Linked DNA regions of Homo sapiens: region 1 is linked to region 2. Evidence: read pairs that join two places in POLR2A ChIA-PET (ENCODE). Cell type or tissue: PC-9. All regions are shown on one strand. Links, peaks and the distances in the headings refer to the core of each region. The heading gives the core; the rest is flanking DNA.

Evidence for each region. Peaks named below come from ENCODE experiments on the same cell type or tissue, not always from the same donor. Only the 100,000 strongest peaks of a DNase experiment are listed, where the experiment ranks them.
Region 1: POLR2A ChIA-PET joins it to region 2 with 5 read pairs; 2 of 35 experiments call an interaction of 5 or more read pairs at or near these places.

What each region holds. Positions count from the first base shown.
Region 1 is chr1:227,383,461-227,394,120 of GRCh38, reverse strand. It overlaps LINC01641 (long intergenic non-protein coding RNA 1641), which reads right to left and starts at 567. Exons shown (of 4, transcript NR_187381.1): 1 at 417-567. RefSeq lists an enhancer at 4,524-5,284. In PC-9, for the core only: no CTCF peak of the experiment used is centred there; a DNase peak (open chromatin) is centred at 5,110; H3K27ac peaks cover 835 bases.
Region 2 is chr1:227,253,670-227,263,029 of GRCh38, reverse strand. CDC42BPA (CDC42 binding protein kinase alpha) reads left to right here. Exons shown (of 37, transcript NM_001394014.1): 2 at 8,875-8,966. Among named protein-coding and RNA genes, the nearest start is that of CDC42BPA, 60 kb to the left of the region's middle. In PC-9, for the core only: no CTCF peak of the experiment used is centred there; no DNase peak of the experiment used is centred there.

The DNA.
Region 1 (10,660 bases), core at 2,131-7,130, 130 kb before region 2:
CCATTGCACTCCAGCCTGGGAGACAGGAGTGAAACGCCACCTCAAAAAAAAAAAAAAAAAAATGCATTGAATACACCTAACTTACCAAACATCACAGCTTAGCTTAGCCTAAATTAAATGTGCTCAGAACACATACATTAGCCTACCATTGGACAAAACCATCTAATACAAAGCCTATTTTTCAATATCTTGTGTAATTTATTGAATACTGTACCGAAAGTGAAAAATTGAATAGTTGCATGGTTACTTGAAGTATAGTTTCTACTGAATTGCTTTTAAAGCATTGTATAGTTGAAAAATTGTAAGTTGAACCATCGTTATCAGTATAGGCAGGGCCGTGCTCCCTCTGAAGGTGCTAGGAAAGGAATTACTCCATGCCTCTCTCACAACTTCTGGCAGCTTCAGATGTTCCTCACCTTGTAGGTGCACCACTCCAAGCCTGTCTTTACATGATGTTTTCCCTGTGTGTCTTCACATCATCTTCCTCTGTGTCTATGTCTGTGTCCATATTTCCCTCTTCTTTTAAGGACACCAGTCTTGTTGGATTAGAGGCCCACCCTACTCCACTATGACCTCATCTGAACTTAGCTAATTGCATCTGCAATGACCCCGTTGCCAAATAAAGTCACATTCTGAAGTACTGGAGATTGAAACTTAAACCTATCTTTGGGCAGGGGGCACAATTTGACCCATAACAGAAGGAGGCATCAGTAAAAATAAGGGCAGAAAAGGCTGAAATAGAAACCAAAGTCATAAAATAGAGTAAATAAATACAAATGAAAGTTAGTTTTAAGAAAAAAATCCGGTTTGATTACCCAATCTTTAATAAGACTGATAAAGAAACAAAAGAGCACAAATAAACTATATTAGGAATCATAAAGAGATACAATTGCACCCACAGATATATAAAATCACAGATCATTGCACTATAAAAAAGAATACTTATTTATTTATTTATTTATTTATTTATTTATTATTTTTGGAGATGGAGTCTCATTCTGTTGCCCAGGCTGGGTGCAGTGGTGCCATCATAACTCACTGAAGCCTCGAAATCCCAGGCTCAAGCAATCTGCCTGCCTCAGTCTCCCAAGGAGCTGAAACTACAGGCATGTACTAGCATGCCTGGTCAATTTTTTAAAAATGTTTTTGGAGAGATGGGGTGGGGGGGCGGGTCTTACTATGTTGCCCAGGCTGGTCTTGAACTCCTGACCTCAAGCCATCCTTCCACCTCAGCCTCTCAAAGTTCTGGGATTACGGATGTGAGCCATCATGCCCAACCGATATTTATTTTTAAAGCAAATTCTACAGATCTTCGAGGGAATAGCACTTAAGACTATTTTTAAAACTTGGATGGGTAGGTGATCACATATCTCTATTTATAATAGCTATGTGTCTTCTCTTAGCTATATTGGATTTTTTTTTTTTTTTTTGAGACAGAGTCTCACTCTGTCACCCAAGCTGGAATGCGGTGGCGTGATCTCGGCTAACTGCAACCTCTGCCTCCCGGGTTCAAGCGATTCTCCTGCCTCAGCCTCCCATGTAGCTGGAATTACAGGCACCCGCCACGCCTGGCTAATTTTTGCAGTTTTAGTAGAAATGGAGTTTCACCATGTTGGCCAGGCTAGTCTCAAACCCCTGACCTCAGGTGATCCGTCCGCCTCACCCTCCCAAAGTGCTGGGATTACAGGCATGAGCCACTGCACCTGGCTATATTGGATCTTATTTTCAGGATTTTAGAGAAAAAAAGGAAGAACTAAGAAATGTGCCCTTAGCTAGTAGGAAGCTGTGGGGTTAGAAAAACAATTACTAGGAACTTTTAATGCTAACCATTAAGTAAATATTTTAGTATATTTGAACACACAGAGCATATATTTTTACCTACTCAAATGTTTCTATGTGGATATGAAAATATATACACAAGAAAATGATAATGGAGCTACTGACAGATGCTTTGGTACAGCTGCAAAATGCAAATATTTCTCTATGTATATTCATGTTCGCTCCAGAGATAAAGATCGACAAACCTGCTGAGCTGGTATTTTATGCACTATTTTTCTGTCTGCTTTTTAACAAGGGGCTCCACATTCCACATACGATCTACATTTCATTTTAACTCCCAAGTTCTTGGCTTTACTCTTTTCATGTCAGCTTTATCCTTTTAACCACCTGTTCGATAGTGATTTCTCAGCTTCAAATTCTAGCTTGCTTTTCTTCCCCCTCAGAAATGTCCTGTAATTTTATTTATTGTTTCCTGAAGTGTGGCACTTGCTCATAATTTCATGAATGACAGCCTTTTCCCAAAGGGAACCAAAATAGTAGTTATTCTCCAGCTCCACTTCACAACCATATTTAAATGCAAATACAATCACTTCCATTCTATCTGCTTTGCTTCTCATATCTGATCTAAACTATCAAGACATTACCAAAATCTAGCTTTTGTTTTTTGTGATGGTGACTTTTCATTTTTATATACACGTTTTTGGGGTTGTTCAAGAATTATATAATGCCCAGGTACAAGTTATAAGATAGCTGTACTATGGCTACACTTCATTATTAAGTAGACTATTTGATTTCCTCTACACTTATCAATCTATCCCTGTGCTTTTGCTTTTATTGGTCTCCCGGCCTGGACATTTAGTTCCTCTTTGCTTCTGTTACCCAATTGATAAAGACAGTGGGGCCTGGAGCCTGACTTACCTAAGATCACACAGTTAATTAGGACATAACTGAGCCTAGAGATAATCTCTGGACTCCTGGTCCCCTGGGATCTTTCCACCGCACCCCACTGCTTTCTTCAAGGTTTAGTTCAAATAATGCCTATCTAAGAAGTCTTCTTGAAACCTTCAAACAGAAGTAATCTGTCCTTTCGTTCAGCACCTGCATGCTTGAATTGCAGCCCCTCGGATGCTTATCCCTTTATTTATTTGTTTGTTTGTTTGTTTGTTTGTTTATTTTTGAGACGGAGTTTCGGTTTTTTTGCCCATGCTGAAGTGCAATGGCGCGATCTCGGCTCCCTGCAACCTCTGCTTCCCGGGTTCAAGCGATTCTCCTGCCTCAGCCTCCTGAATAGCTGGGATTACAGGCATGTGCTACCACGCCCAGCTAATTTTGTATTTTTAGTACAGACAGGGTTGCTTATCACTTTTTATTTGGCACTATTGTTATTCATGTACAGGCCTTTATTTCCTCTCTTCATGTCCAGTTCTTTGAGACTCGAACCTGCTTTACTTTTGTGTCTCTCATATCACCTAGCCTTCTTGTATTAGTAGGTGCTCAATGTGTATTTGTTAAATTAATTAGACCCCTTTCACATTTTGCACAACTTGTGGTCATGGAAATCATGTGTAAGCCAGAAACCCCAGCATGCCAGTTGGCTTGGGGAATTCTTTTGAGCCATGCCTTTCTGCCTGTTGCTCAACACTTCTGTGGTTCTAGAACTTCATTGTCCAAGAGAACTTTCTGTAATGATGGAAACGTTTTATATCTGCACTATCCAATATGGTACCACTAGCCACATATGGCAATTGGCCACCTACATGTGGCTAGTGAGACTGAAGAAGTAAAATTTTAATTTTATTGAACTTTAATTAATTTATATTTAAATAGCCACATATGACTAACAGCTGCCACATTGTACAGCATGGTTTTAGGCACCCCATTTTGATAAATTCACTTGTCTTGTCCCATTCAACTTGGTTACATAATTCTAGATGGCCTGCTGCTCAGTGAGAAATGACATTTTTGTCCTCAAGTCTCCAGCCTTCAAGATTCCATGCCTTACATTCCTCTTTCCCCACTTTTCTCCTCAGGAGAAAGATGAGATTCCTAAAGATTTTCCTAAGCACTCTGATCTTCACCCATCTTTCTTGCTCAGAATCTGACTGTGTTGGTAAAGCACCAGGGTATAAATGTCTAATGCCTAGGTGTATGGTGTTTGCTGCTATTTTGAATCTTAGATTTTGCTAAATAGATTATAAACTTCTTGAGTGTAAGGACCATGCATTCCATATCTTCTGGATCCTCCCTGTTGCCTATTCCACTGCCAGTTATATTGTAAATGTTCTATAAATATTAATCAATTGATTGATTTAAGGTGGAAAAATGGTCTGGGAGCAGTGGCTCACACCTATAATCTCAGCACTTTGGAAGGCCAAGGTGGGCGGGTCACTTGAGGCCAGGATTTCTAGATCAGCCTGGGCAGCATAATGAGACCCAGTCTCTACAAAATTTTTTTAAAAGTTTGCTGGGCATTATGGTGTGTGCCTGTAATCCCTGCTGCTTGGGAGGCTGAGGTTGAGCCCGGGAGGTTGAGGCTGCCGTGAGCTGTGATAGCACTACTGCATTCCAGCCTGGTTTACAGAGTGAGACCCTGTCTCAAAAAAAAAAAAAAAAAAGGAATCTAGTACGAGCAAGAAAGGACAATATCTGAGAAATAGGGAAGGGGGTTGTCAAAATCTCAAGATTTACTTAGCACCCTAAAGACTAAAGGACTTTTAGAATTATTTCACTTATTCCCATAATTGTTTCACAAACGCCCGTTCGTATTATTTAGTATTAGTCATCTAAAGAACTCAATTTAAACAATTTTTCAGAGTACGCAGGTGGCAACACTATGTTAGCCATTTTGAACGTATTCCTTCCTAAGAGGGTCTTCTATCAAAGAAACTTTTATTATTGTTATTTTTATTTTTTAAATAGAGATGGGGTCTCCCTATGTTGCCCAGGCTGATCTTAAACTCCTGGGCTCAAGCAATCTTCCCACCTCAGTCTCCCAAAGTTCTGGGATTACAGGTCTGAGCCACCACACCTAGCCTACCAAAGAAACTTTCTGATCATGTTTATGAACCTCATCGTAGATAACTTACTGGGAAATTGAGGAGTTGTTAGGTACCTAAAACAGCACATTTGGTGGAAGTAGGATAAGAATGTGTCGCATATTTGTTTAAAACCTTCTCAAGGTAGGCTCTTGAATGTATATAATGCCATCCTGCTTTTGTGGATGAGGTAATAAAAGCAAAGGTGTTAGTGTCATGCCTAGGTCTATGGAAAGTATTTTGGTTTACTTTTCCTTCTTCCTTTAGCACCCAAATTACACTTTAGCAAGATTGAGCTCCTGTGGAAACCTAGCCTATGGCAAAATTCCTGCTGACCACACCCTGTGTGAGACCACAGTCAGTCTTTAAGAGGCTCTGCCAGGAGGACTTAGTAAATTAATGATAGCTGCAAAGTTAGAAGGCCCAACCTGGAATTCTCTCTCCTGTAGAGCCACACTGCCTTCCTGCCTGTGCTCCAACCATTATCTCACAGTGCCCAAAATATGAAAAGAAAATTAGGAGCCAGGAGGGAGTTGTCTTTGTGGGACAAGAATTTCAGCTGGCAGTAGTTAATCATATTTTTCCAGCTATTTTGACATGCATTATATAAGGGAACAAATTCCAAGACAAAACAAAAAATAAAATGCTTGTGACTCTAGAAGTGCAAACATAGGGTAAATTAGAGCTGGCTTTTCTTGTTAACTTTGTATTTACACAGGATGGATTTGTTTAAGTAATTTCTCTTTTTTTATTTACATAAAGCCACAAATCTAGTATGTTATTTCCCGATCCATTTTTATTTCTGCTGATTTTCATATGTTTAAAATGTGTTTTCGTTTTCAACAGGCTGAAAATGCTTATGAATCATATGCACACATACATATGTATAATAAATCACTTTTATAGGACCGATCAAATCTGGCATTCTTTGTAGTCCACAGTGGTTCACATTTTCGAGGCTTTTCACCCTGTTTTGAACTGCAACTTAACACTCACAAAATAGGTTGTTCAAAGGTAAAGGTTCTGCTTACAGGCACTTGCCTTTGACTAGGTACACCTAGATTAAGTCCTGAATAAAATGGAGGAAATAACTTCTGTCTCATCTCCATTTATTTCAGGACTAATGAAGAAAATGCACTTAGTAGTCTGTACCAACGCTGCCCAGTGTAGAAATAACATAGGCGACATGAATATGGTGATTTTTTTTTTTTTTTTGAGATGGTGTCTTGCTCTGTCACCCAGGCTGGAGTGCAGTGGTGCGATCTCGGCTCACTGCAACCTCTGCCTCCCGGGTTCAAGTGATTCTCCTCCCTCAGCCTTCTGAGTAGCTGGGATTACAGTAGCCCACCACCACACCCGGCTAATTTTCGTATTCTTAGTACAGACGGGGTTTTGCCATGTTGGCCAGGCTGGTCTCAAACTCCTGGCCTCAAGTGATCCGCCTGCCTCGGCCTCCCAAAGTGCAGGCGTGAGCCACTGCGCCTGGCCCACTGATTTATTTTCTATTGCTATAGTTCTGCCTTTTCCAGAATGTTATATAAACAGAATCTAATGATATGAGTCTTTCTGGTTCTTTCACTTATCATGATGCATTTGAGATGCATTCCTGTTGGAGTGCCTTTCAATTGTCCTTTCCCTTTTCTTACTAAGCAGTATTCCATGGTATGGATGTACCACAGTTTGTATATCCCTTTTCCCAGTGAAGGATGTTTAGGTTGTGATATGGTTTGGATTTGTGCTCCTGCCCAAATTTCATGTCAAAAGTAATCCCCAGTGTTGGAGAAGGGGCCTCGTAGGTGGTGATTGGATCAGGGGGCAGATTTCCCCCTTGCTGTTCTCGTGATAGTGAGTGAGTTCTCACGAGATCTGGTTGTTTAAAAGTGTGTGACACCTCCTCCTTCCCTCTCTTCCTCCCGCTCCAGCCACATAGGACGTGGTTGCTTCCCCTTCCCTTTCTGTCATGATTGAAAGTTTCTTGAAGCCCCTGCAGCCATGCTACCTGTACAGAACTGTGAGCCAAGTAAACCTTTTTTCTTGATAAGTTACCCAGTCTCAGGTGGTTCTTTATAGCAGTGTGAGAATGGACTATCCAGTGTTTGATGATTACAAATAGAACTACTGTAAACATTCATATACAGGTTTTTCAGTGAACATAAATTTTCATTTCTTTTAGGGTAAATACTCAAGAGTAGTATCAAGGTTTTTTGTTTTTGTTTTTGTTTTTTTGAGACAGGTTCTTGCTTCATCGCCCACGCTGGAGTGCAGTGGCACAACCTTGCTCACTGCAACCTTCCATCTACCGGGCGCAGGTGATTCTTGTGCCTCAGCCTCCTGAGTAGCTGGGATTACAGGCACGCACCATCACACCCAACACATTTTTGTGTTTTTAGTAGAGACAGGGTTTTGCCTTGTTGGCCAGGCTGCTCTCAAACTCCTGGCCTCAAGTGATCTGCCTTCTTCAGCCTCCTGAAGTGCTGGGATTACAGGCGTGACCATCACACCTGGCCTGGTATCAAGGTTTTAAGGTATATGTTTAACTTTATAAAAAATTCCCAAACTGTTTTCCAAAGTAGTTGTACCATTTTATATTCCCATCAACAATGTATGAGAGATCCAGTTTCTCCACAATCTCACCAGCATTCATATTATCATTGTTTTGTATTTTAGCTCTTCTACAAGATGTGTAGGAGATAGTGCTTTTAATTTGCAATTCTCTAATGACTAATGATGTCAAACATCTTCTCATATGCTTTTTTAGCTATTCATATACCTTCTTTAGTGAAATATCCAAGTCTTTATATACATATATATATATATATATATATATATATATATATATTTTTTTTTTTTTTTTTTTTTTTTTTTTTTTTTGAGATAGGGTCTCAGTCTGTCACCCAGGCTGGAGTGCAGTGGCACGATCTCAGCTCAGTGCAGCCTGCACTTCCCAGGCTCAAGTGATCCTCCTACCTCAGCCTCCCAAGTAGCTGGGACCACAGGCATGTGTCATCATGTTCAGCTAATCTTTTAATTTTTTGTGAGGTCTCACTATATTATCTAGGCTAGTCTCAAACTCCTGGGCTCAAATGAGCCTCCCACCTTGGCCTCCCAAAGTACTGAGATTATGGGCAAGAGCCACTGTGCCTGACCACTATTTTCTAATTTGATATTTTTCTAATTGTAGAGTTTAGAAAGGTGTTTTTTGTTTTTTGTTTTTGTTTTTGTTTTTTTTTTTTAGAAAATGGATATATGTCCTTTGTTGGATATGTGATTTGAAAATATTTTCTCTCAGTGTATGCCTTGTATGTTTTAAAAAATAAACTTTATTTTTTAGAGCAGTTTTAGCACAGCAAAATTGAGTGGAAGGTACAGAGATTTCCCATATAAACCTGCCCCTACATATGCATAGCTTCTCCCAGTGCATTTCCACACCTTCCATTGTAGTGGTGCATTTGTTACAACTGATCAACCTACACTGACACATCATTCTCACCCAAAGTCCTGCATTTACATTAGGGTTCACTCTTGGTGTCCTACATTCTATGTGATTGGACAAAGATACAATGACATGTATCTGCCATTATAGTGTCATATAAAGTATTCCACTGCTCTAAAAATCTTCCGTTTTCTATTTACTTACCCCTCCCTCCCCACCAACCCCTAGCCACCAATGATCTTTTTACTGTCTCCATAATTTTGCCTTTTCCAAAATGTCACACAGTTGGAATTAGACAGCATATAGCCTTTCAGATTGGCTTCTTTCACTTAGTAACATGCACTTAACTTCCCTCCATGTCTTTTCATGGTTTGTTAGCTCATTTCCTTCTAGTGCTGAATAATACCCCATTGTCTGGATGTACCAGTTTATTTATCCATTCACCTACTGAAGGACATCTTAGTTGCTTCTGAATTTTGGCAACTATGAATAAATCAACACCTGCGTGCAGGTTTTGTGTGGACATTTTTTTTTTTTAACTCACTTGGGTAAATACCAAGGAGTGTGAATGCTGGATTGTATGTTAAGAGTATGTTGAGGGTTTTTTTTGTTGTTTTTTTGTTTTTTGAGATGGAGCCTGGCTTTGTCACCCAGGCTGGAGTGCAGTGGCCTGATCTCAGGTCACTGCAACCTCCACCTCCTGGGTTCAAGCGATTCTCTGCCTCAGCCTCCCGAGTAGCTGGGACTACAGGCGTGTGCCAACATGCCTGGCTAATTTTTGTATTTTTAGTGGAGACGGAGTTTCACCATATTGGCCAGGCTGGTCTCGATCTCCTGACCTCGTGATCTGCCCACCTCGGCCTCCCCAAGTGCTGGGATTACAGGCATGAGCCACCACGCCCGGCCAAGTATGTTGAGTTTTGCAAGAAACTGCGAAACTGTCTTCCAAAGTAGCTGAACCATTTTGCATTCCTACCAGCAAAGAGTGAGCGTTTCTGTTGCTCCACATCCTCATCAGTATTTGGTGGGGTTAGTGTTCTGGGTTTTGGCCATTCTAATAGATGTGCAGTGGTGTCTTGTTTTAATTTGCATTTCCTGATGAGGTATGATGCTGAGATTTTCATGTGCTTATTTGCCGTCTCTGTATCTTCTTTTGTGGGGTGTTTGTTAAGATCTTTGGCCCAGTTTTAAATTGTTTTTTTTTTATTGTTGCTTTTTAAGAGTTATTTTTATATTTTGGATTACAGCCTTTTATCAGATACTTATTTTGCAAATGTTTTCTCCCCATCTGTGGCTTAGCTTTTCCTTCTCTTGACAGTATGTTTCAAAATTTTTAATATTAGTGAAGTCCAGCTTATTGGTTCTTTCTTTCATGGATTATGCCTTTGATATTTTATCTAAAAAGTCATTTCCAAACCCAAAGTCATCAGATTTTCTCATATGTTATCTTCTAGAAATTTATAGTTTTGTGTTTTATATTTAGATCCGTTTTTGAGTTAATTTTTGTGTAGGGTGTAAGGTCTTTGTCTAAATACATTTTTTTGCCTGTCGATGTCCAGTTATTCCAGCACCATTTGTTGAAAACATTATTTTTTTTTCCATTGCATTGCCTTTGCTACTTTGTCAATGACAAATTAGGATTGCATTGAATTTATAGATCAAGTTAGGAAAAACTGACATCTTGACAACATTGAGTCTTCCTCTCCGTTAATGCGGACTATCTCTCCATTTATTTAATTCTTTGATTTCTTTCAACAGAGTTTTGTAGTTTTCCTCATATAGATCTTGTATATGTTCCATTAGATTTATACTAATTGTTGCATTTTTTGGGTGCTAATGTAAGTAGTATTGTGTTTTTATTTTCAAATTCCACTTATTTGCTGGTATAGAGGAAAAAAATTGACTTGTTTATTAAGCTTGTACCCTGCAATCTTGTTATAATTGCATATCAATTCCGGGAGTTTTTGTTTTATTTATTTATTTTTTAAATGTTTTCTTTATTTTTTATTTTTATTTATTTTTTTATTTTTTTAGACACTTTCGCTCTTGCTGCCCAGGCTGGAGTGCAATGGCGCGATCTCGGCTCACCACAACCTCCGCCTCCCGGGTTCCAGCGATTCTCCTGCCCCAGTCTCCTGAGTAGGTGGGATTACAGGCATGTGCCACCACACTCGGCTAATTTTGTATTTTCAGTAGAGATGGAGTTTGTCCATGTTGGTCAGTCTGGTCTCAAACTCTCAAACTCAGGTGATCTGCCCGTTTTGGCCCCCCAGTTATTTGTTTGTTTTAAGAGGTAAGGTCTCTGGCCGGGTGCGGTGGCTCACGCCTGTAATCCCAGCACTTTGGGAGGCTGAGGCGGGCAGATCACGAGGTCAGGAGATCAAGACCATCCTGGCTAACACGGTGAAACCCC
Region 2 (9,360 bases), core at 1,861-6,860:
AACTACTGACCTCAAGTGATCTGCCCACCTCTACCTCACAGGGTGCTAGGATTACAGGCATGAGCCACTGCACCCAGCCAAAAATGATTTCATAAAAATTGTTAAAAATCTGTAGCTGCTTTGTTACCTTCATTAACTCTTTGTGATTAAAGTTGCAAGTTTATTGCAGTAATGGGAATGTGTTAGATTAATGTTTAGGTGAGTTATATTTTAAAATCTGTGTAGTATATTTATAGTTCACCCAGTAATTAGAACACCGTATCTTAATTCCTTATTGTTCCTCTAGTGTGTCACAGGAGGTAGAGTTTATTGATGCTGGGATTGCGGATGTGAAAATAACATTCTCAGGGTATCTTATGACTTAAAAGGCCGATTTTTTAACCAGTGATATTTTCTGTGATTGTCTATAATTTGGTTTAAATTTATACTTAATAAGGGCCAGAATACATGGCTATATTCTTAGTATCCTTTAGAACATTATTTCTTAGTCAAAGTTTATGAGGCATCTAGCAACATTTTACATGATATATAAAATTGGAGGTAAATGTGCTTTTTCTTGGGAGGAATTCATAGCCTTAAACTATTCTTGGAGGAGTGTATGATTCTCTCTCTGTACTTTCCCCTGTTTTTCAATTATTGCTTCAGAGTATTTTTTTTTTAAGTTTGAGTACTTTAAACAGCATAGAGAAGTAAATCAGTGACTTAAAAATTCATTATTTTGTCCTATATGCACATGTTAATATATCATTACATTTCAGTGGCAGTATTTTTCATTTCTTGTTTTACTTGGTTAATTTTCAAATCTCTGTTCTTTCATTATTTGTATTTCTTCTATCTCTTGAATCATTGTTACCCACTTCATGGTATTTTTCAGATTGTATTATTCTCTTGAGTTCTTGAGGGTACTAATCTTCCCATTTGTTTTGATTGCCAACTTTCCCCATTTTGGTGTTCTATTTCCTCATTTAGTTTAATTTTTTTTCAATTGTGAGCTCACTTTTGACTGAGGTAGATTTTTCTGGGATGAGTTCCTTTCCCTCTGAATGCTTTTGCTTCTGTGGGATAGGAACTAGATTTAATATTAATTTCTTGGCAGAGGATTTCTTTACCACATGGGCAGTATGGATTCAGACTCCAAACCCTCATGTTTTCCTCTTATGCTGCCCCCCACCAACACCCTAGGTTGCTTCACTGGACAAGAATCAGAATTTTTATTATTCCCTGACATGGGGAAAGGGTCCTGGTTTTAATGAGAGGTAATCATTCCAGTCCTCTACCTCTGTTAAGCCACCAGCAATACCTTCATTCGTTGTGGATCGAATGATCCCTAACAGGCACCTGTTAGGGCCTGTGTCCAGGACTTTTGCTTTTGCAGCATCTATTCCTGTGTTTAAAGTTTTGATTATTTTTCTTTATTTCTAATTCTTGGGGATTTCTCTTCCTTTCTTCTCCTTCATTAGTTTGATTGTATATTTAAAATCTCTCATGGTTGTTTGTTTTATTTAGCATTTCTATGTGTATTTGTGTATGTGTGGGTCTGTGTTACTGCTTACTGTGTTGTCAAGCCCATATATGCACAAGGACTATTTTGAAACTTTGTTTAATAATAACTCAGGCTAGGTGCAGTGGCTCAGGCCTGTAACCCCAGCATTTTGGGAGGCCAAGGCAGGCAGATCACCTGAAGTCAGGAGTTCAAGACCAGCCTGGCCAACATGGTGAAACCCCGTCTCTACTAAAAATACAAAAATTAGCTGGGCATGGTGGCACGCACCTGTAATTACAGCTACTTAAGAGGCTGAGGCATGAGAATTGCTTGAATCCTGGAGGTGGAGGTTGCAGTGAGGTGAGATCACACCACTGCACTCCAGCCTGGGCAACAGAGCGAGACTCTGTCTCAAAAAAAAAGAAAAACTCAATTATTCTGTTAAAAAATTTTAATATGAAAGATACTGGTGCTTAAAGGTGAATAATACTGTTTTTAACCTTCATGTGTCTGTGATTGTAAAAAGTCTCAAATATACCACCTGTAACTTTGTTCTTTGTATATTTTAACTCATTAATGTATAGTCACAGTATTACAGAATTTAGACACAGAGCCTGGCATAATTGATAACAGTTTTAACATGGCTTTATTAACTACTCTTTTCTCATTCTTCCCTATTCTCTTCTAGTCTCCCTTTTGCATGGATTATTCTCTTTTCCTGCCCTACTGTTGGTTCCAGATTCTTATGTTATTCCATTGCAGATAAGGGAGAAGAAGAATGGTAGAATGGAAACCCACTGGAGAAATTCGAGACGAAAGAGAAGAAGGAAAATAATGGGTGAAGGGAAGGTTAAAATTTCTTGCTCCAGCACTCTCTGTTCTCTTCCAGGCCTTATCTTACTCCTTCAGACTCTGTCTTCATTTCTCATCTTTTCTTCTCACTTATGCCTCTGCCTTTCCACTCTCTCTTTCTATTGGACACTTTCTTTCTGACACCATGGTAGCTATCACTAGTGGCTTGCAATCTATGTTCCTACCACCTGGCCAGTAGTTGTAGGGAGGAAGGAGGTTGGATGGGAGAATTGAAGGAGACTCTGTTGTTGGATCTTGGGCTACACAGAGTAGGGAGAAAGATGTACCTTGCAAGGTATACCAGGCATTTTGTATTGGAACTTTGAGTTCTTTTTCTTCTAGAATTATTCATTTATCTGTTCATTAAACAGTAAACAATGAACCCCAGGCAGTGTTTTAGGAACTCACATAGAAACATACTTTGTTCTTTTCAGTTTCAGAGATCTTTTTTATTTAACTTAGAATTATTTCACTTTTGAATCTCTTAATTTCAGCATCTGTATTTATTTCAAACCTTTTGGGAATAAAGAGGCAACTTGTTATGTTGGAAAGGCTTTTGGAGCCTGATAGATCTGAGTTTTAATCCTGTCTTTGCCACTTACTAGGTATTTAATATTCAGGAATTTATATTATCTTTCTAAACCTTTTTTTTTTTTTTCTGTAAAATGGGAAGTTCTTAGTATGGTACTTGGCTTAGATGGCTCCCAATAAAATAATGCCTGCTAAGATTATTATTATCACACAGAAAGTTTGTCCTTAGTACCAAATCAATTTTTTTTGTTTTTGTTTTTGTTTTGCCAAGAAGTACTTTTAAAACTAGAGTACATTAAGACAATGATTAAAGGATTCTGTTTTGTTTATTTTTATATCACATTCTTGAAGTTTGGACAAGTTGTCATAATTTACATAAAACTATTACTTCTAAGCTATTACTTCTAAGTTGGTGTGTCCTTCTCTGAGCTAGCAGTGTCATAGTAGTACTGTGACTTACTAGTCAAGTTTAGGCCAGCAAGTCACATACTATGTTTAGGCCTTATAATATTAATGAGGGTTAATAATATGTACCTTATGGATTTTATGATAACTAAATTACGTATTAGTTTGGAAGCTAACCGTGTCTAGTTGTGAGCTAAAAACCAAGTATTTAGTGTAAGATTCAGGCTTGTTCGGGAAATACAAGGCGGGGATGCAATCAAATGTCAGGAATCGCCAGAACACCGGGAATAAGGAAGCTATCGGAACACTTCCTTTTCTCATTGTCTTTGCCTTTCTCTATGCATCTGCTTTGTTTTTCTCTTTCATTATGTGGAACTGATTTTCTCTTTTGCTTTTAGAGTCATAGTAGGATGTTTGCCTCAACACTTGCTGAGTTTGTATGTTAATTCTTGTAATCATCTGCAGAGACTGACTCTGAGTTAGGTTTGAAATTACTTGTCCCCCAGCTTAGGTCAGATTTCCATATTGGTTCAGTTAACACTGGCCAGTTAAATGGGGCCTCACAATATGCACTTGGCCCACCCCTGAGAACTGAGGGGGAGATTTTCAGAAAAAGGGAGGGAGGCGGCGTGGCAGATACCTCAGAAAGTGTGTGCCACAAGTGAAGTCATTTAAGTATACAGCACTGAAGAAAGTCAAGGTATTGTTATCATTAGATGATGTAGTACTTTGTGAAATATCACTAATAGCATCTATTCAGAATAGCATGTCATTTATCTACCAGCGCAACAGATCTGATTAGTCCCTTATATGCCCTTGATTTTTGTCAAGGGCAGTAGCGTAGTGATTATTATATCTTTTTCAATTGTTGTAATGAATATAAAGTCTTTTGCAATTTGTCTTTTATATTCAAAATTATTTTAATCATAGAGTGTGCTTGAAATGAACTTTTTGGTGGATATAATTTTTAAGAACATATCTTTGTATAAAAGCACTTTTGTTAAATATTGCTAATGAACTTTTTTCAGGAATAAGTTGAACGTATAATCAGTTTTTTTTCAAATGCAGCATAGAAATAAGAAATATTCAAGTAATTGATACATGATTCTTTTGGTTCTATCATTGAATTTCTGAACTCTCAGCTATAACTTGTTAAGGCATCTTTTAAATTATCCCAGACATTATGAATGGAGTGCTCAGTAATGATTTGTATAACCCTTAGCTTTGTTTTGATTCATTTTCTTTATACTACTTAGGGTATCATCATATGACAAGATAACTGTATACCCCTGTATAGACACTTAATATTGTTAATATTTATTGTTCTGTGTTCATATTTACCCCAAATTAGAATAGTCAATAGGTATAATTTACCTGAAGTGTCAGCTCTGCAGCACACTTTTTCTGAATTTCTGATTTAGTCTGGGTGGGGGAGCTAGGTTTCGGTTTAAGGATGCCTTTGTTTTGTGATTTTGTGATATAGTAGAAATCAAAACTGCTTTTAAGTATAGAAGACTGGTGTTACAATTATTTGGGGGGATAGTCAGGCTCCCATTTTCAGTTCTTTTTTTTTTTTTTTTTTCCCGGACAGGGTTTCACCCTGTTGCCCAGGCTGGAGTGTAGTGGCGCCCTCTAAGCTTACTGCAGCCTTCATCTCCTGGGCTAAAGTGGCCCTCCCACTTCAGTCTCCTGAGTAGCTGGGACTGCAGGCACAAGCCACCGTGTCTGGCCGATTTTTATATTTGTATTTTTGTAGAGACAGAGTTTTGCCACGTTGCCCACGCTGGTCTTGAACTCTTAGACTCAAGCAATCCGTCTGCTTTGGCCTCCCAAAGTATTGGGATACAGGCGTGAACCACCACACCCGGCCCCATTTTTAGTTCTAGTAGGTCTGTATGTATCTCCCACCTTGTCAAACTTGTGTGTAATTTTTTTTAAAAAAGGTTTCACCCACCTTGTCAAACTTGCGTGTGATTTTTAAAAAAGTTTTCTTCCTTTTTTTTTTGAGACAGAGTCTCACTCAATCGCCCAGGCTGGAGTGCAGTGGCATAATCTTGGCTCACTGCAACCTCCGCCTCCTGGGTTCTAGTGATTCTCCTGCCTCAGCCTCCCAAGTAGCTGGGATTACAGGCGCCCATTTACTACCATGCCCATTTAATTTTTGTATTTTTGGTAGAGACAGGGTTTCACCATGTTGACCAGGCTGGTCTTGAACTCCTGACCTCAGGTGATTCACCCGCCTTGGCTTCCTACAGTGCTGGGATTACAGGCCACTGTGCCCAGCATCTTCCTATTTTGTTTTAAAACAGCTTTACTGACATGATTGACATACCAAACAATTCACCTGTTTGAAGTATACAATTCAGTGGTTTTGATATCTTACTAATTTTTAAAAATTGTGGTAAAATACATATAACAAAATTTGCCATTTTGACCACTTTTACATGTACAATTCAGTGGCATTAAATTATATTTATAATATTATGTAACAACCATCACATAGCTGTCTCTAAAACTTTTTCATTATCCAAAGAGAAATTCTGTAACCATTAAGCCATAAGTTTTCATTCTCCTGTCCCCCAGCCCTTAGTAACCTTTAATCTACTTTCTGTCTCTATGAATTTGCCTATTCTAGATATTTCATTTAAGTGACATAATATATTTGCCTTTTAATGCCTGTCTTACTTTACTTAGCATGTTTTCAAGATTTATCCACATTATAGCACGTATCAGACCTTAACTTCATTTTAAAGCTGCTTAACATACTGGTGTGTGTGTGTGTGTGTGTGTGTGTGTGTGTGTGTGTGTGTCTGTATATATATATCACATTTTGTTTATCTGTTCATCTCTTGATGGACATTTGGATAATTTCCACCTTTTGGCTACTGCGAATAATGCTGTCATGAACATCATTGTACAGATATCTGTTTGAATCTCTTCTTTTGATTCTCTTGGGTACATAGGAATGGAATTGCTGGGATATGTTGGTAAATCTATGTTTAGCTTTTTGAGGAACTACCCAACTGTTTTACAAAGCAGCAGTAACATTTTATATCCCCTCTAGCAATGAATGAGGGTTCCAGTTTCTCCACATCCTCTTCATCACTTGTTATTTTCTGTTTTATTTAATTAATTTAAAAAATTCAGCTATTGTAGAGGTTGTGAAGTGGTATCTCATTGTGGTTTTGGTTTTCATTTCCTTAATGATTAGTGATGTTGAGTATCTTTTCATATGTGTTTTGGCCATTTTTATATATCTTCATATATATATTATTTTACTTTTAAGTTCTGGGATACATGTGCAGAACATGCAGGTTTGTTACATAGGTATACATGTGCCATGGTGGTTTGCTACACCTATCAACCTGTCATCTGTGTTTTAAGCCCCGCGTGCATTAGTTATTTATCTAATGCTTTCCCTCCTCTTGGCCCCCACCCCAACAGGCCCCAGTGTGTGATGTGCCCCTCCCTGTGTCCATGTATGTTCTCATTGTTCATCTCCCACTTATGAGTGAGAACATGTGGTATTTGGTTTTCTGTTCCTGTGTTAGTTTGTTGAGAATGATGGTTTCCAGCTTCATCCATGTCCCTGCAAAGGACATGAACTCATTCTTTTTTCATTTTTATTTATCTTCTTTGGAGAAATGTTTATTAAAACTTTTGCCCATTTTTGAATTGGGGTTTTTTGTTGTTGACTTGTAGGAGTTCTTTGTATATTCTGGTATTAATTCCTTAGTAGATACATGATTTGCAAATACTTTTCCCATTCTATGGGTTGTCTTTTCTCTCTCTCCATATGAATTTTAGGATGAGTTTTTCTATTTCTGTAATGCCATTGTAATTTTGATAGGGATTGCTTTGAATCTGTGGATTGCTTTGGGTAACATTGTCATATTAACAATATTAAGTCTTCTTCCAATCTAGAATACTGGATGTCTTTTCATTTATTTAAGTCTTCTTTAATTTTTATCAGCAATATTCTGTAGTTTCCAATGTACAAGTCTTTCACCTCATTGGTTAAATTTATCTTTAAGTACTTTATTCTTTTGGATGCTGTTGCAAATGGAATTTTATTATTATTAATTCTTTTATTACTGCTTTTTAAGAGACAGGATCTTGCTGTTTTGCCCAGGCAGGAGTGCAGTGGTATGATCATGACTCATTGCAGCCTCGAATACCTGGGCTCAAGTTATCCTCCTGCCTTAGCCTCCTGTGTAGCTAAGGACTACAGGCATATGCCACCACGTTCAGCTAATTTTTTTCTCTTTCTCTTCTCTGTTGTGTCAATTCCAGATAGAAATCCTCTCTCTCTTTCCTTTCCTTACAAAACACAAATACAGAAATCCCTAGTGGACTTGACTAAGCAGTGTGGAATACCCGTTTTCGAAGCTAGTTAGAGCTAAATGCATACTTTTAGATCAGAGCAAACTGTATGACCTATCTGTTTCACTCCCCTAATGCTCAAATATGTATCTTTGATCTTATCACACTCTGGCTCCATGGAAGGAAGAGAGAAGACAGCTACACCCATGTATTATGATCCTTTAATCATATCAGTTCCTTTTTGTGTTAGAATAAAGAGGGACCTGAGGAGAGGAAAGGAGACACGTTTAAACTTCTCTTAGAGGCAGCAGAATATGTAATTGCTCTAATCATTAAACATTTTTAATTTACCAGTTAAAATTATTAATAAGATTACATCTAAATTCCTTTAATGAAATTCAAAGCCTTTTCCATTTTCTAGCTCTTATTTCTTTGCATTTCTTCTCACAATTCTTTACCATGGATTATTTACCATTAACACCCCAAATTCACTTCCTCGCCTCTCTTCATTTGCTTATATTGTTCCCTCTTGCCTGGAATATCTACATTGTCAAACCCAGGCAAAGCAGCAAGATTCTATTTAGTCCTCAAGGTTCAATTTATCTGTTATCTCCTTTGTGTGAAGCATTAGTATCCACATAATTAGTGTTCTATTCTCACTAATTCTGAAGCACTTAAAACTTTATCACATTATTAAATTTTGTGTCTGCATATATGCATACTTGTCTTTCTTGAATGAAGACTAAGAGTTTCTTGAAGGAAAGTATCATATCATAATCAAATTTTTAAAAACTCCAGTCATTGCCACCATGCTTTGTATACTGTAGACGTTTGCTAACGCATTTTAAAGGAACAAATGAATGAGCGTGAAAGAAACATGAGTTTACTTGGTGGGAATTGCTGAAGAGCTCTCTGGTGCCATGAAATCTGCTTTTATTTTTTATATCTTTGTGTTAAAATATATATTTAATGCTGATAGAATGTTAAAACTGGTCTCATTTTTACATCCCCCTTGCTTTGCATTCTTTTATATGTTATTTGGAGTTTAAACATACATTTCTCACCAAAAATGTAATTCATATGTAAGAAATAAAAGAAAATATATTGTTTTCTTAGGGAAATTAAATCTGTTTATTCTCATATAGTTTGGGATTTTTAAATATTTTGACAATTCTTAAATCATAATTTGAATTTTTGTGTAACTAAGAAACACCATTATTTATATCTAATTTGCATCACATTTTATTAAGAAAATAATTGATATTGCTCTTTCATTTCAGCTAAACCATTTACTTCTAAAGTGAAACAAATGCGATTACATAGAGAAGACTTTGAAATATTAAAGGTGATTGGTCGAGGAGCTTTTGGGGAGGTAAGAGATTAAGATTTGATAGAAGGTCTGCTAATTATTTTGGAAGCTGTTGAACACAATTGTGAGAGAATTTAACAAGTATTGTTACTTGTTACTTGTTAAACAATATTTGTTAAGTTGTGATTGATGTGATTGATTGTGCTGTTGTGATTGATATAATAGCTCAGAAAATAAAGTGTTGAATGAAATATTTCTACTGGGAATTTTTTCTAAGATCATGTTTTCACATGTACTTCATATGTCAATGTAAATATGAGTGTGTTTCTAGACTCTTCTTTTGTTCTGTTGGTCTGTCTTATTCTAGTTTATAAGGAATCTTGATACCTGGTAGTGTATATACTCTGACTTCCTTTTTCTCCCCCTCTCCCATCTCTCCTCCCCTGATATTTTCATA